Regions from separate parts of the Homo sapiens genome. Here region 1 is linked to region 2. A link is a loop called in an ENCODE intact Hi-C map of the cell type or tissue named here. Cell type or tissue: right lobe of liver. All regions are shown on one strand. Each heading gives the region's core, and the rest is flanking DNA. Links, peaks and the distances in the headings are about the cores only.

The links. Hi-C counts contacts between places; a loop is a spot of excess contacts. Peaks named below come from ENCODE experiments on the same cell type or tissue, not always from the same donor. Only the 100,000 strongest peaks of a DNase experiment are listed, where the experiment ranks them.
Region 1: it touches region 2 in a loop (2.6-fold over the local background); 80 of 110 quality-filtered maps call a loop at or near these places.

What each region holds. Positions count from the first base shown.
Region 1 is chr11:61,801,438-61,809,020 of GRCh38, forward strand. It overlaps FADS1 (fatty acid desaturase 1), which reads right to left. Exons shown (of 12, transcript NM_013402.7): 6 at 5,227-5,287; 7 at 3,248-3,324; 8 at 2,233-2,330; 9 at 1,926-2,022; 10 at 1,595-1,674; 11 at 1,364-1,489; 12 at 1-1,025. The coding sequence ends at 974. Among named protein-coding and RNA genes, the nearest start is that of MIR1908, 10 kb to the right of the region's middle. In right lobe of liver, for the core only: no CTCF peak of the experiment used is centred there; no DNase peak of the experiment used is centred there.
Region 2 is chr11:61,894,935-61,903,260 of GRCh38, forward strand. It overlaps RAB3IL1 (RAB3A interacting protein like 1), which reads right to left. Exons shown (of 10, transcript NM_013401.4): 8 at 7,508-7,607; 9 at 4,380-4,446; 10 at 2,367-3,426. The coding sequence ends at 3,344. Among named protein-coding and RNA genes, the nearest start is that of FADS3, 7.6 kb to the left of the region's middle. RefSeq lists a silencer at 4,085-4,134 and enhancers at 4,485-4,534, 4,502-5,473, 4,585-4,654. In right lobe of liver, for the core only: CTCF peaks have their summits at 2,881 (motif pointing right), 4,363 (motif pointing right) and 4,564; DNase peaks (open chromatin) are centred at 2,877 and 4,377; H3K27ac peaks cover 393 bases.

The DNA.
Region 1 (7,583 bases), core at 1,481-6,480, 94 kb before region 2:
AAAGAAGAGGTGAATTAAAAGATGAAAGAGCTTTTTAAATAGCCAGCAACTCTCTCTACCATCTGTTTTGGTAAGAGCTAGCACCTCTTGTTCTCTTTAGACCCTGGAGGGAATAAACCAAAATCAGTGGTTCCAGGATCCTTCAGAGCCAAAAGACCCCAATACCACAGTCTTGACCTTTGCCCTGCCTGCTTCTGAAACTGGAGAATGGCATCTCCCAGCAGCCTAAGGCAGACATAGGTCATACCTATCCCTGGGCAGCGAGCTGAGCTCCCACAGACTGAGTTGTGCTGGATCTCAGAATTCTAAGCATTAATGTTTCCTTGCTGTTATAATTCTTGCTCATCAGGTTCAACTGCCTTATCCCTCTGAGGTTTGCAAATGAGGATGGAGAAGCCACTGAGAAATGGACCAGTGAGCTGAGCTCACCTTTTATATGAGTGGATTTTTTTTTTTTTTTTGAAATGGAGTCTTGCTCTGTCGCCCAGGCTGGAGTACAATGGCGTGATCTCAGCTCACTGCAACCTCCACCTCCCCGGTTCAAGCGATTCTCCTGCCTCAGCCTCCTGGGTAGCTGGGATTACAGGCGCGTGCCACCACGCCCGGCATGAGTGGAATTTTAGTGTTAAATCTCTTCCTGACTCTGGGTTCAGTAGGTCCCTCCTCTTCTGTTACCCTCCTGGTTCTCTCTGTTCACCAACTACCTGCATGTGCCAAACTAGAAAAAGGAAATAATTTACACCCCTGCCCCAACAGCTCCTTCCCTCCTAGGGACTTCTGTGTCCACCCCCCACTTTGGGTCTTAGAACTGTGGCTAGAAGATAAAAGGGAGGAGTTTGAGTCAGAGGCTTTATGTCCCCAAACCCAACCCCCTCTGAGTATTAAACTATAGTGGCATTGTCCCTCAAGCTCCCCTCTGCCTTGGCTCCAGAGTCTTCCTCCTCTTCTTCCAGACTGGGCAGGGTGGCTGTTGTTATTGGTGAAGATAGGCATCTAGCCAGAGCTGCCCTGACTCCTTTAGTGAGCTGCAGGGACAAAATGGGGGCAGACAGTGAGGGAGACAAGCAGAGTTGAACCCACCGGAGATGGAGCAGTGAGGTTAAGGCCTTCTTCCATCTGGAGGTTTTCCTCCCCTCTACTTTAGAGAAAGCTAGCTTGGGCCATGGTACTGAGGGGAACCCCAATGAGGGCAAAGGCCTGACCTGGCCACAGGTCCAATAAAGAATCCTGCCTTTGCCATGGTGAACTCCATCCCACACGACTGGGAACACCTTCTGTTCACTCCCCACCCTACATGTCATCATTTCCATTGCCCTGCCCTCTTCCCTCCCTACTAGCCATCTTCCTGGTCTCAGATACTCACTGGATGATGTCGGCGAAGGCTGACAGCAGGGGCTTGGACTGGTACTCTATGCCATGCTTGGCACACAAGGACTGCACCAGGGGAGCCACTTTGTGGTAATTGTGTCGAGGCATCGTGGGAAAAAGACTTTAGGGAGAACGGGGGAGTCAGTGGTTCCTGCTTCTCTGCTCCCACCTGTACCCAACACTTACACCCTCCCCAGGACCCTGCTTCCCCAGGCTCCCTACTCACTGGTGCTCAATCTGGAAGTTGAGGTGTCCACTGAACCAGTCATTGAAGGCAGACTTGTGGACATTGCATGTGGCCTGGAGCTGGCGGAAAAGGTCAGGGGAGAGCATGTTGAATATCAGATGGAAAGGCCAGCCCAGCATTCTCCAGGTAAAGCTGGCTGAGGAAGGGACATGAGACTGTCTTGGTCACTCCCTTCACATGGTTGCAGAACAAGAGCCTCAGGCTAATGAGAAAATGCTGTTTGGGGGACTTTTTGTTTTTGCTGTTTTCACCTACGCATCCTTTTCAATAGTTGTGTTATGCTCCAGTCTTCTGAGTGACTGTCCCTTACCTGGGTGGAAACCCAGTCCATGTTCCGGTCATGATCAATGTGCATGGGAATATGGTTCATCTGTGTCACCCACACAAACCAGTTGCTTTCCAGGAACCTGTTAGATGTATTACACAGACAAAAACAGTACACACAGAGCCCAGAATTCTGATTCCCCCCTCAGATAACTGCTCCAGCCTGTCTACTTTCCCAAGCCAACTCCTGAAACACCCACTGTTACCCAAAGCCCCAGCACGGCCCCTAGACCAGACTGGTCACTCCCCAACATTTCCTTCACCAGTCCCTATCCGCCCCCACCGAATACTACCTGACTATGAAGAAAAGGCCCAGGAAGGCTTTCAGCCCCAATAGTGGCACATAAGTGAGGAAGAAGCGGACGTAGAAGGTAATCATCCAGGCCAAGTCCTATAGTGAGAAAAGCAGCGAGCATAACAGTCACGAACAACTCTTCCTCTTCCTCTCAGCAGCTCTTTGTTTGCATGGTGCAGCCATTCTCCTGGTTATCCAGACTCACTCATCTTCAGCTTCTCAGGGGTCCAATCCTGCAGTATCTAGTGCCACTGCTCCTTTCTTCCATTCCCATTGGCACCCCCCAGCCCTTCTTGCATGTCCCCTTCAAAAGTACCAAGGCCTACAAGGTCTCTTTGCCTCTAGCTCTTCCTAGCCAATCTAAATCCTTCAGCATGCCGCCAAATGAATCTGCCAGGACCATGGCTCAGTCCATGCCAGTGCCCTGATCAAATCTCTCATCACTGAACCAAGCACCATACTCTTCCCCTGACACTAGTCCTCCACAATATGTCTGGTGGTCAAACTTACCCCTCATTTCCAGCTTCTCTGCTCAGAGTTCATCCCCCCTGCTCCACCTCTGCCTGTCAGAAACCCTGCCCAGCCTCAAGGCCAGCTAGAAAAGTGACTTCACAAAGCCAGGTGCAGTCAGGCCCCTTTTGGAGTCCCCAGAACCTATTGCCTGTACCTCTTTTCTGATTAATAACCACATTCTGCTTCATCAGAAGTTTCCTTGAAAGTAGGTATTGTCTCTCATTCATCTTCCCCATTCCCAACTCAGCCCCCTGGCATTATGCCCAGTACAAGAACCTCTGGAGACACTGACCGCATGAAATTACACATTGGGAATCAGGCTGCCTGCTAAGCTCAAATCATTTCGTCCCACTTAGAGATAAGGAGGATCTGTGTCTGGTTCTATTATTTTGTTCTAAATTAGGCCTAGAGTCAGTCTCAAGTTTCCCCTGGGGAACCCCTATCCCCCACTCTGGGTGCTGGAGACAAGGATGTGGGCTTCTTGGGCCATGGATACTCACCACCCACTTCTTTCGCTGGATAACAAAATAGAAAATATACCACTGGAAGTAGAGAGGCAGCAAGGCTGGGGGCCCAACTGGGGAGGAAACCGAGACAAAGAGGAGGCATGAGCACAGGAAGGTCATGAAAGGGCCAGTTGATGTTGGGAGAGATGGCCTCTAGCAGGGGGCTGCCTCTTCCAACCATCCCTTCTGTCTCCCCTCCAGGTGCTTGAGTGCTCTGCAATCCACTGGAACCAGCAGGCACTGAAGGTGGGCATAAATCCAAGTCTGGGGAAGGCAAAAACTCCCAAGAGGATGCCAGGGAAGGTGAGGGGTGCGAGTGGCACTCTTCAGTGACAGGTGCTTGGGAACTCAGGCCCCACGCATGGGACTTGCTCTGCTCCCACACCTTTATTATTTTTCATTTTTCTTCTCTTTTCTACATACACACTCCAAGGATCCCACACTTTTAAAAGGGTGCTAATACTCTCTTACTTACCTTGGCCACAGCCCTGTCCCTACAGTCATCTGCCCTTTGTTCCTGGCAGCTCCACCATGCAGGTGAAGGGGCAGGAGCAGGAAAGTGTGTGTGTGTTGGGAGGGACCCTGTGGATCCTTCACAGGCTGTGAAGCTCACTTCCTTAAACTAGGGAGATGGGCTTGTGCCACCCCAATCTGAAGCCCTGGAGGTCAGCTGTGGGACGGAACAGAGGGGCCTCTCTTGAAAGAAAACTGGGAGTTGAAGAAGTGTTGCATTCTACATGCTTCCTCATTTCCTTTTCTGTAGCCCTTCTCTGTGGCACCTGATGCTACCCATAACTCCTAGCATGACAATGCTCACCCATGGCTCCTCCATCTTGATGTGCCATGGATTCTAAAACTATTTCTTCCAGAGGTCTCTGCTCTACCCTTCTGCCCCATCGCCTTTCTCTATTCGTGATAGTTGGTGATAGGCAGTTAGGATGAATTCCTTCAAACTAAAATAAGATCAGTGGACTCCTTCCCTTCCTTCTTTAAAAAATTTGAAAATTTAAAGGCGTTTAAAGCTCATTTTAGGCATTATGGAGCAGAGTTGTTGTTGTTTTAAGAAACAAGATCTCACTCTGTTGCCCAGGCTGGAGTGCAGTGGCACAATCGGAGCTTACTGCAGCCCCAAATTCCTGGGCTCAAAGGATGGTCCCACCTCAGTTTCCTTAGTAGCTGGGACAGACTTTTAAAGCTGGGAATATGTGGCAGTCATCAGAAAGATCTTCTTCGTTCTAACAGCTCTTCCATTCTCTCCTCAGGACCCATCCTTCCAGAACTATCTGTACCTTTGTTCCTCTGGGGGTTGGACTGGGCTCTACCAGGTTACCTTGGCCCATCTTGACAAAGTTTAAGATAAGGTTGAGGGGCCGGGCGCGGTGGCTCACGCCTGTAATCCCAGCACTTTGGGAGGCCGAGGCGGGTGGATCATGAGGTCAGGAGATCGAGACCATCCTGGCTAACAAGGTGAAACCCCGTCTCTACTAAAAATACAAAAAATTAGCCGGGCGCGGTGGCGGGTGCCTGTAATCCCAGCTACTCGGGAGGCTGAGGCAGGAGAATGGCGTGAACCCGGGAAGCGGAGAGCTTGCAGTGAGCCGAGATTGCGCCACTGCAGTCCGCAGTCCGGCCTGGGCGACAGAGCAAGACTCCGTCTCAAAAAAAAAAAAAAAAAGATAAGGTTGAGGATAAAGCAAGAGGCCCCTCTACACCCCAAACACCCAGCTTCCCAGTGGAAACTGGGGTTGGATGGGAAGAACTAGTTTGCCTTCAACCAATCATCAGCCTAACTTCACTTCGCTCAGCTGAGATGGCAAACTGCTGTCATGCAGGGAGTAACTGGGGGTGGGAGTGGGGTACTTCCTCTAGCCCCTTTCCTTAAAATACCATAATCCCTTGGACAGCCACATCCTCCTCATTCCCTCAGCATTCCCTCCTGAGGCAGCTCCCCTGTGTTGGATGGGGACACTCACTTAGGAAGAAGTATTTGTGCTGGTGGTTGTACGGCATATATTTTTTCTTCTGTTTCCCAAGCTGTGAAGAAAAGCAAACACATGAGCATTCGGAGACCAGTGATTCCTCCCTCTGTGACTTGACCTTTCCTTGCTTGGAGGTTTAGGCCTCCTCCAGGGCTGACAGCTTGTTGGTGCTATTGGAAAGCTCCAAGAGGCCCAGCCTTACCTCCAGCACATGGAACATGAAGCCCTAGACTGTAATCTGCAGAGTGTGTCACACCATGGCCTGCAGCTGGATGGCCCATGCTCACATGAGGGATGTGCACAGCACAGAGTCTACAGGACCACAGGCCCTCTTGTGTTCATTCTCTTTGTCATGAGGTTTCCAGGCCCCACTGCCCTCTCCCCTTTCTCCCATCGTACTTTTTTGTTTATTTTTTAGACGGAGTCTCGCTCTTGTTGCCCAGGCTGGAGTGCAATGGCACGATCTTGGCTTACCACAACTTCTGCCTCCCTGGGTTCAAGCGATTCTCCTGCCTCAGCCTCCCAAGTAGCTAGGATTACAGGCATGTGCCTCCACGCCCAGCTAATTTTGTATTTTTAGTAGAGATGGGGTTTCTCCATGTTGTTCAGGCTGGTCTTGAACTCCCAACCTCAGGTGATCCACCCACCTCAGCCTCCCAGAGTGCTGGGATTACAGGTGTGAGGCAGTGCGCCCGGCCGCCATCGTACTTTTTCACACCAGAATCTCCATGGACAACCATATCTGCCCCTATACAGGTTAAGTATTCCCTCTATATCCAGCCCCTAATTCTCCCCATCAAAATCTTTTGGTCTCTTGACTTAAACATGAGCTTTATCAAATCTCCTGAAGGCTAATTCGAGTTTGGCAAATATTTCTGGAAAAGACACCAAGAACAATTTGGCAATCTGAAGGTTCCAGCAGTTTTCCCCAGTAGGTGGTGGTTATTTTTTATAAGCCGAGCTGCTGAAGAGACAGGCTGGGGCCACCATGTCAACCAGCCAGTCTAGAACCCCTGATGTGGGCTCACAAACAAGACAGCAAAGTTCTGCTGTCTCACTCCATGACTATGTCTGCATCGCACTCCAATTAGTTCAGGTAACCAGACAACCACAAGGGCACAAGAGGAGCACTCAACCCCTGAGCAGAGCTCTAGCTCACCCTTCCATGTGTCCACAGTTCATTTATTGAGAGTTTATTCTGTACAAGACACTTCAGCTAGATGAAACATCCTTTCTACATTAACAGATTCAAGTTCTTCAGCACCTACTGTGTGCCGGGCTATGTTCTAGATGCTTAGGATACAGAGGTGAACAATACAGACTTCCCACCCTCATGGAGCTTATAACCTTAGGGGATGAAGCTGGTGATAAATTTGTAAACAGAGACCGGGTGCAGTGGCTCATGCCTGTAATCCCAGCACTTTGGGAGGCTGAGGTAGGCGGACTGCATGAGCCCAGGAGTTTGAGACCAACCTGGGCAACATGGTGAAACCACGTCCCTACTAAAAGCACAAAAATTAGCCAGGCTTGGTGGTACGCACCTGTAGTCCCAGCTACTCAGGAGGCTGAGGCAGGAGAATCTCTTGAACTCGGGAGGCGGAGGTTGTAGTGAGCTGAGACCGCACCATTGCACTTCAGCCTGGGTGACAGAGCGAGACTCTGTCTCAAAAAAAAAAAAAAAGATCTGGGACCCAAAATAGCCTTTCTTCTCCCCGGCCAGCTATGAGGCTGAGGATGGGCTGCCTGTTAGTGAATGCCTGGGCAATAGGCTGCTTGGTTCCATCCCTCTGGGGATGTTGATGCCTGTGCTGACCCCATGACATCCACGTCAGTGCCTCCCAAAATTTTTGGAGGACAAGGAGGGGCAGGGGACACTGCCCTAAATAGAACCCTTCTGACCACCAAGGGTCTAAACATAATGGGACAAGTTATAGGGATCATAAAGGCATTTGCCATTCAAGGAGGAAGCAATGGATGGGGCTCCTTTCCATAACAGTTCCACAATAGGAAGCCCCCAAGCAAGGGCGCCCCTTTTTCAATTTTTTCCTCAGTTAATGTTGCTCGAGATGGGGTGATTCTCACCACCACATCCAGGTCCTCAGCAAGCGTTGCTTACACTGCCTCCAAAACATATCCCAAATCCATTGGCTTCACCTGCTCCTCCGTGGTCTGGTCTGGACTCGCTCCAGCCGCCTCACTGAGGTTATATCTGTGATTATACCTACCCTCTATAATTCATCCTCTCCACCTCCAGCCAGAGCAAGCCTTTTAAAGTGCAAAGCAGATTGCTGTACCCACCAGAAACCCTCCTGTGACTCCCCATTGCTATTGGAATAAAACCCAAACTTCTT
Region 2 (8,326 bases), core at 1,900-6,899:
AATGTTCTGGAGATGTTTCGGAACACTGTAAATGGACTTAGCACTACTGAACTATACACTTAAAAATGGTTAAGGGAGGGCCAGGCACAGTGGCTCACACCTGTAATCCCAGCACTGTGGGAGGCTGAGGCGGGCGGATCACTTGAGGTCAGGAGTTCAAGACCAGCCTGGCCAACATGGTAAAACCCCGTCTCTACTGAAAAAAAAAAAAAAATTCACACACAAAAAATTAGCTGGGCATAGGGGCTCATGCCTGTAGACCCAGCTACTTGAGAGGCTGGGGCAGGAGAATTGCTTCAACCCGGGAGGCGGAGATTGCAGTAAGCCTAGATTGCGCCACCGCACTCCAGCCTGGGTGACAGAGTGAGACTCCGTCTCAAAACAAAACAAAACAAAAACAACAATTAAAAAAAAAGAGTTAAGGTAGTACAAGTTATGGGTTTTTTACCGTAATAAAATGAAAAAGGCAAGGAGGCTGCGAAAGCCATTTAGTCCTATATTTCCAACTCACAGATGAGGAAACTGAAGCCCAGAGAGGAGCGACTTTGCCCAGGTGCACAGCCCCGGCAGGAGTTCCATCAGGACAGTCTTGGCAGACTGGAAAGCATCCTGCAGGAGTGAAGCACGCCAGTGCGCAGCTGGTCTCGGCTCAGCGCCTCCACCCTCAGAGGCCAGAGTCGTTGCTAGGTTTGAAGAGGGGGCCAAAGAGGGTTAAAATGTTCACATGTGCCAGGGGTACTCAGAGAGGCCCAAGTGGGTTATCTAGAAAATCCATTTAAGAGGAACAACTCCCTCGTGGCTGATGTCGGCTAACCCTCCCCAGCCACCTTTAAGCACATTGCAGGTGTCTAGGAAAGGGAATCCAGGATGCTGGTTCATACTGTGGGCTCCAGGGCTGGCCTCATGATTCCTATCCCGGGGCCATCATTTCCTCTGTGGCACTTCTGTGTGCCTCATTCTACTCATCTGCAAAATGGGAGAATAGTACTCTATAAGGTTGCTGTGAGGATGAAATGAATTAGATCATTTAAAGGGTTTAGAATCATGCCTGGCACAGTCAGTGCTCAGCTATTATCTCTCGTTGGGAGATACTGAGAGTGTATGTCCATCCTCCAGGCATTTCAGTTCTCTGTTTATGACCCCACTTGGGGTCTGACAGCAGGCTATGCCATTGCAGGGGCAGGCAGCGCGGGTCTGGGGTATGGGACCCTCTGCCTGGCCCCTGGAGTGTGGTCTGGTGTCTCCTAGGTCTTCAGTGTTGCTGGGCCAGGAGCACAGAAGCTGGGGGTAGGGTGGACAGCTCCAGGGCCCAGACCTCCAACTTCCTTTGGCCCCCCAGCTGACCCAGGACTGACAGAGAGGAGAGAAAGCGACTGCCACGCAAGAGAGGCTGTGGGGATCACAGCAGTGAACACAGCCTCTTGCGCCCTTTTCTGACATCCTCCTTTGCCTGCCTGCTTTCCTCTCTTCCATCTGATGCCCTGTGCGTGTTCCTGGTATGTTTTTGATTGCCAGTCTTCCCCCTGGACATTCTCAGCTCAAGCACAGGTGTCCCCAGCATGGGTGGAGGGCTTCCTGTGGTCCTGGCCAGTCCACAGCTAGCCTGACCTACCAGCTGAGTGGCACCAAGGCCTCAGGCCAATACGGAAGTCCCCACAAGGTGTCACCAGCCCAGTAGATACTGACCCGACTCAGAAGCTGCTATGCTCTCCACCACCCCAAGAAGGCATCTATTGGCCTGGGCCCACATCCCTACAGGTGGGGAGGGGCTCAGCCACCACAAGACACCTTCCCAGCCCCACTCTGGGTCCTCAGAGGTCCTGGCCACCCCCACCTCTTCCAACTGTGACTGCTGCCCCTTGCTGAGAGCTCGTCTAAGACCTGGGCTTCCATGGTCCCCGCCTGTGCTTCCAGCAGACATCACCAATCAATCCTGCCACTGTCCCACTGAGCAACAGGCAGCCTCGATGCTTTGCCTCTGAGCTGCAGGCTTCTGTGAGACTGGAGGTAACCATTGCTGGATGCAAGGAGACCCAGGGGAGGACCTGGCCAAGGTGCCACAGTGAGGCAGTGGGAGAGCCAGCCTTGGTGCCGTTCTTCCCAACAGCAGGCCACCAGCCACGGGGAGAGGGAGGCCTGGCTCATCCCCCAGTAACCCACAGCCCTCTGAATACTAAGGGAGGACTCAAATAGTCCTCCCCACAGCAAGTAAGTGGTGATGGCGGAGGTGGGGTGGCTTCAGGATTTGGGTTTAATCCCAAGCACGAGGGCGGGCAGGGAAAGGATTTGGTTTCATTCCTTCAGATGCCCAAGCCTTGGCCAGAGCCCCAGGGTGCAGGAGTGAGGGCGCGTGGCCACCCAGCCTGTACCAACAAAGCCTGCCTTTATTAAATAGAGATCGCGTTACATTCCATCCAAAGAAGGAAATCCGGACGTGGTGAGGGATGCGTCCAGGTGGGAGCTCCGAACGCTGGTCCTGAGTGGGCTCTGATGGGTGGGAGGGCCCAGGTCCTGCCTGCCCACCCAGGCCCCACATGCCAGGGCGCGTGTCTGCATGGCCACCCACAGCTGAAAACAGGCGTGGGTGATCTGAAGCCCTGTCTGTGTTCTACTGTGGCAGAAAGTGCCCCAGTCCTTCCAGCGGTTTTGGGAGCAGGGCCTCCAGGAGCACAGGGCTGAGACGGGGTGGGAGGGAAGGTGACAAGGGAGGCCTTTATGAAGGGGGAGGGAGGAAGGGGGAAAGGAAGGGAGGAAGCGGGGGAGGGGTCTTGACTCATCTTAACAAGGCTTTGGGGCAATTCTGTGCTATGGAGGCCCTGCCAGCCCCTCCTAGTAGTCCAATAGGGAGGCCACCGGGAACAAGGCACAGGATGGCCACAAGGGGGTGCTGCTGGCCCAGGGCTTGGCAGCTGGGGTGGAGGGTACCCTGGAGATCCAGCCACCCAGAACAGTCCCTTTCTGAAGACAAGCCAGCAACAAGGCACCTGCAGGCAGTTCTGGGGACTGGGGAGGGGGCGCTGGCTGCCTCAGGTGTCCCCTCCCAAGGGCTGAGGCCCCCCGAGTATGGATCCGAGCTCCCTGGTCTTTGGTGCTTTCTTGAAATCCTCCTGGTGGTGGCAGAACCCAGTGGGGAAGAGAGGGGGGTCTTGCCGTGAAGTCCAGGCCCGTCTGTCCCAGGATGGACGTGTGGTGCTGGCTCAGTGCTGCCTCCATGGCCTGTCTGTCCATCCATTCTGCCTCTGGCTCAGGGCTGGCTCCAGGCCCCCGTCTCCCTGTGTGTCGGCTTGTTCTGGGGTGGGTGTTTGCTCTGTCTCAGAGCTCCCCTTCAGGCCTGGGCCGCGCCCTAAGCCTCCTGGGGGAAGAAGCCGAGCTTGGCCAGTGACATCTCCTTCCGCAACCTCATGATCTCCCAGAACATGGGCTCTGCTGCAGGCAGAGAGAGGGTGAACAGGTCGGGGACAGCTCAGGGTCACCTCGGGCAGATGGCCAGGTCCCCTCCTGTGGCTTTGGACAGAGCAGCTGGCACAGCACCCTAGGGTCCCCGGCCCCCAAAACAGATGACCTCAGTGAGTGGCTGGACCTCTCTGAGGCTCCACTCTTGAGCCTTGGAAACTGCTGAGTGCCGACCACACCCGAGGGATCTGTTTGCACTACACTGACGGCCACCCCCACAGCCCGACGCAGACAAGCAGGTACACGCTGTCACATGCCACAGCGGTGGTCCAGACCTGGGAACTACATTAGACAAGGCACAGATGCCTCCCTGGGGTCTCACAAGGACCCTGCGCAGTGAGGCGGGGACCACAGCGGCCATCCAGGGACCTAGCAGGTGTCAACACCCAGCATGCCTTGGCCTTGGCCTCCAAGAGGACTTGACCCCCAGGATGGAGAGGAGATAGCTCCTTACTCAGAGGGTCGGGCCAGACTGGTTCAGGAGAAGACTCAGCAGCGAGCAAAGGTTGGTGGAGGAGCGGGGAGCCAGGCCTTGCAGAATGGGCTGTGGGGGGAGGGGGTGGAGGGAGGCCCTGTCCAGCATGGAGTGGAGTGGGAGCAAAGGCTGGAGGTGGGTGACCCTGTGTTCAGGTGACCAGGAGGAGGGGCCACCACCTCCAGGGCCAGGGAGAGATTCACAGGGGTGGCCCCCTTGTGCGGGGCCGGGAGAGGTTTGGGGACAGGAGAAAGACCAGCCGGACGGACTCAGGTACAGAGCTCAGCACCCAGGAAGTTTGTGAACGCTTTACTAAACCACAACCCTCCCCGCTCCCCAGCCTCCTAGCTGAGTCTTGCCTCCACTAGGGGCAGGTGGGCCCAGAGGGCACTTCCCCATCCAGCCCCACTCCCGTGTGCGATCCCTGCACCGGCCACCAGGGGGCGCTCACCGTCCTGCCGCACCAGGCCTTGCTGGATGTAGCGGATGTAGGTGAAGAAGTTGCACACTGCGGTGATCTGTGGGCAGAGGTGGGGACGGTGTGACCTGCCAGCCCCACGCTGGGGGTCCCCTGACAGGCGGATCTGAGTCCAGAGCAGGAGGCCCCAGGTCCCTGCAGAGCCAGGCAGTGCTCCCTGACTCAGCTGGGACTGGGCTTTCAAGTAGTAATCAACAACAGCATGACTAGCCCTGCTGTAATAGCAGCAGCAGCAGCAGCAGCCATTTCATCAAGCGCCTGCAGCGAACGGAGCAGACGCGCTTATTATTCCATCTTACATGGGGGAAAGCGGAGCCACCCGGGGAAAGCCGCTGACATCCATCACGGAGATGGCGGAGCTAATGAACCAGCATGCAGCAGAGCTGTGAGATGAACCGGGCAGGCTGTCCCGGAGTCTACACTCGCCCTCTCACAGGCCGGCTTGCTCCAGATGCTGGAGTTTTGGGCCAGCCAGGCCTCAGTCCAGTGCTACTGATAACACTGGGAAAGGAAAGGGGGTCAGAAGCCGCTCACCTGGGCTGCCCGGGGCCCCTGGGGCCTCAGGCCTGCTCCATGCCAGGCCCCGGGGACCCTGTGTTGGCTCAGACACTGCTATGAGGACTCACACCACGGAGAGGGTACTGTTGGTGCCTGGCCCAGGGCCCCTTCCCAGGCCCGGGCCCCATCTCCCAGCTGCTGAGAGTGGGGGCACTAATGGCTCAGAGGTGCCCCCCTCTGTACTCACTCCTCCTGTAGACCTCAGCCGATGACTGACTTGTGTGGAGATAGAAAGGACAGTCCCCTTGCCTCAGGGTGGAATCAACTCTGCTAAGAGCCCGGTGGATGGGGCTGAAGCTGGGCTGTAGCTAAGGCCACATCCTGGCTGGACTCCCCCGTCCCTTCCCTCATTCTCCTGGGAGCTGCACACAATCTCCAGGTGAGGCTCTGCCTCTTCGGAACCCAGCCTAAGACAGGGTGGAAGGTAGCCGGCGGCTGTGCCCGCCCGCAACAGCCCCTACTGAATGTCCAACACTCCTGGGGAGGGACATCAAGTGAGAGGGGCACCCGCAGGCTGGGGAGTGGAGAAGCTTCGGGGAGGGGCGGGACGGTGGTGGCCTGGCAAAGATAGGGAGGTGCGAGAGAGCGGGGCGAGGTCGGGGGACCAGCCCGTCGTGGCAGGGACACCGCTGCACAGGGAGGGTTGAGGAGAGGCTGCGGCAGGAGGGTGGGGCAGGGCAGAGCTCAGGACAGGAGCAGGGACAGTGGATGCCCACAGAGGCTCATGAGCAGGGAGTAGCAGGGAGGGGGCTTTCCCTCTCCAGGGAGTGTGCTAGGGAGAAAACACTTCTCCCTGTGGACCCCACATGTCTTGGTCTTTCAGGGCAGGGACCACATCCTAAAACTTCAGACCCTCCTCACCTCATCTCCCACCCCCAGCTTCATCCAGTGCAGCAGGACACCCAGGCCAGGGACTTAAAGTGCTAGAGGTGACATTGTTGAGCACGGGAACATCTTTTGTGGGGCCTGCTGTTGAGCCATGGTTGGGCCTGGAAAGCGGTGATGGAGATAAGTGGCCACTGAACAAGGCTCAGTGGGCACAAATCCACAGGGTAGGGGCTGCAGTGGACTCAGAGCCAGGATCCCAGGTCTCGGTGTGTGGCCCTGAACACACCCCTTTCCTCTGCCAAGGCTCAGCCTCCCTTTTGGTAAATGGGTGCTCAGCACACCGCTGGGAGGACTCACGCTCGGATGCCTTGTGGAGTTCATCAAGGACAGTATAGTCTGCTGCCAGCAAAGGGACCATTTGTCCCCTTTAGACCTGCTCCCCTGCGAGGAGCCTCTAGCAGGCCTGAGATGGTTCCTCAAGCTGTGTCACTGGAAACGTGTTTCCAAACATGTTCTCTTGTTCCCCTCAATCCTCTTAAGAGTCAACAGAGGGACAGAGGAAGAGGAATCCCTGTCCTCAATCCCCAGCTTGGTGAGAACCCCTGTCCTGGTCTGGGTCACTCGGCAGGGGAGGGTGGGAGCTGGGATTCCTAGAGGCCCCTTGGCACTCACGGCCGACTTAAGGCTGGTGCACCAGACGCACCGCTGAACCTTTTCCAAAGCTTCGGCCAGCACCTGAGTCTGGGCGTCAGGAGCCCCGCACTCTAACTGGAACTCTAGCATCACTCCTGGATTAGGTGACATTGAATGACAGAGGGGGGCGATGTCATCCCATGACATTTCATACATAAGGCTGCATCTCAGCCGACTGGAGAGTGGCCCTCCTGATGGCTCTGAAGTCAGCTGCCCTGTGCAACAAGGCCCTGTGGCAGGGGACTGCGGGTGTCCTCTAGAAGCTGAGGGTGTCCCCTTGCCAGCAGCCAGCAAGAAAATAGGGGCCTCAGTCCTTCAAACACAAGGAACTGAATGCTGCCAACAATGTGAGTTTTGAGGAGGACCCTGACTTCCAGAAAGGAACACAGTCTGCTGACAGCTTACTGCGACCTTGCAAGTCCCTGAGCAGAGAATCCAGTAAGTAAGTAGTGCTTAGACTCCAACATGGGGAACTGCGCTATTTTAAGCTACCAGGTTGATAGTAATTTGTTACACCGTAATAGCAAACCACTGCCCTTGGCTTGGCTGTGTGGCCCGAGTCAGTCTCTGCGCCTCTCTGAGCCTGTACCCTGCTCTGTAAATCAAGATGTAAGGCTGGGCGTGGTGGCTCACACCTATAATCCCAGCACTTTGGGAGGCCGAGGCAGGCAGATCACTTAAGGCCAGGAGTTCGAGTTCAGCCTGGCCAACGTGGTGAAACCCCATCTCTACTAAAAATACAAAATTAGCTGGGCGTGGTGGCACATGCCTGTAATCCCAGCTACTTGGGAAGCTGAGGCAGGAGAATTGCTAATGTCTGCCTGGGAGGCAGACATTGCAGTGAACTGAGATTGTGCCACTGCACTCCAGCCTGGGTGACAAAGACTCTGTCTCAAAAAATAAATAAATAAAATAAGTAAATCAAGGTGTAGTGCTATTCATACTCCCAGGCCCAGGGCCCAGTGTCCCAGCACCCAGGTGGCCCCAAAGGAGTCAAGTAACGCTTGCAAAGGCTGACTCACCCTGGCCCGGGAAGATGGCGAGATGTAGTAATGGCTTTTGGAGTCCCCGAGCCGGATTCGGTGGCGGCAGGTGCGGGTCAGCCCGCTCAGGGCACATGTGCTAGGGGAAAGCAAAATGGGTCACGGGGGCTGGCTGGGGCTTGCCCCTCTCCCTCACCCCTGCATACAGGGAAGATGCAGCAGCTGAGAGGATGCATGGGGAGGGGCAGGCCTCCCTTCCCCCACCCGGCTTCCAAAGGAACCCAGAGCCAGGCAGAGAAGGGAGCTGGCCCCAGCCATCCCTGGGACAGACCTCGAACTAAGCTGAGCTGTACCCCTAGAACCCTTGTTTTGCCCCTACTGGGCAAGAGAGCTTGGTTAATCTCATGCCAGGTGTACAAAGTCCCACCCTCTGCAGGCTCTGCATATGCCTCTCCCTCTACTTCTGGGGACTCAGACCAGGCACTCCTCCCCCAACTAGGCCAGAGTTGAGGTCTGGCTGCCTCCCGCTTCCCAACATCCAGCAGCTCCCCTGCTTCATCCATGCAGGCCTTCTGACCCCACTAACCCCCATGGTTCTCAGCCGCATGCCAACCAACCCCGTCTAAGAGCCTTCTCCCATGCCCTCTTCTCTCCTCCCCCCAGTCCTGCATGACGTCGCTCAGCATCTTCAGCCACCCACATGAAGGGTCTCCACAGGCCCTGAGCAACCCCCATCTGGGCCCCACTCCCCAAACCTGCTCTTCACTGGCCATCATCTGCTCGGCTCTCTCCTCCTCACCCTCTGCTTGGTCACCAAGTCCCCAGGCCAGGGCACAGCAGCAGTACTTTTGGCCTGCA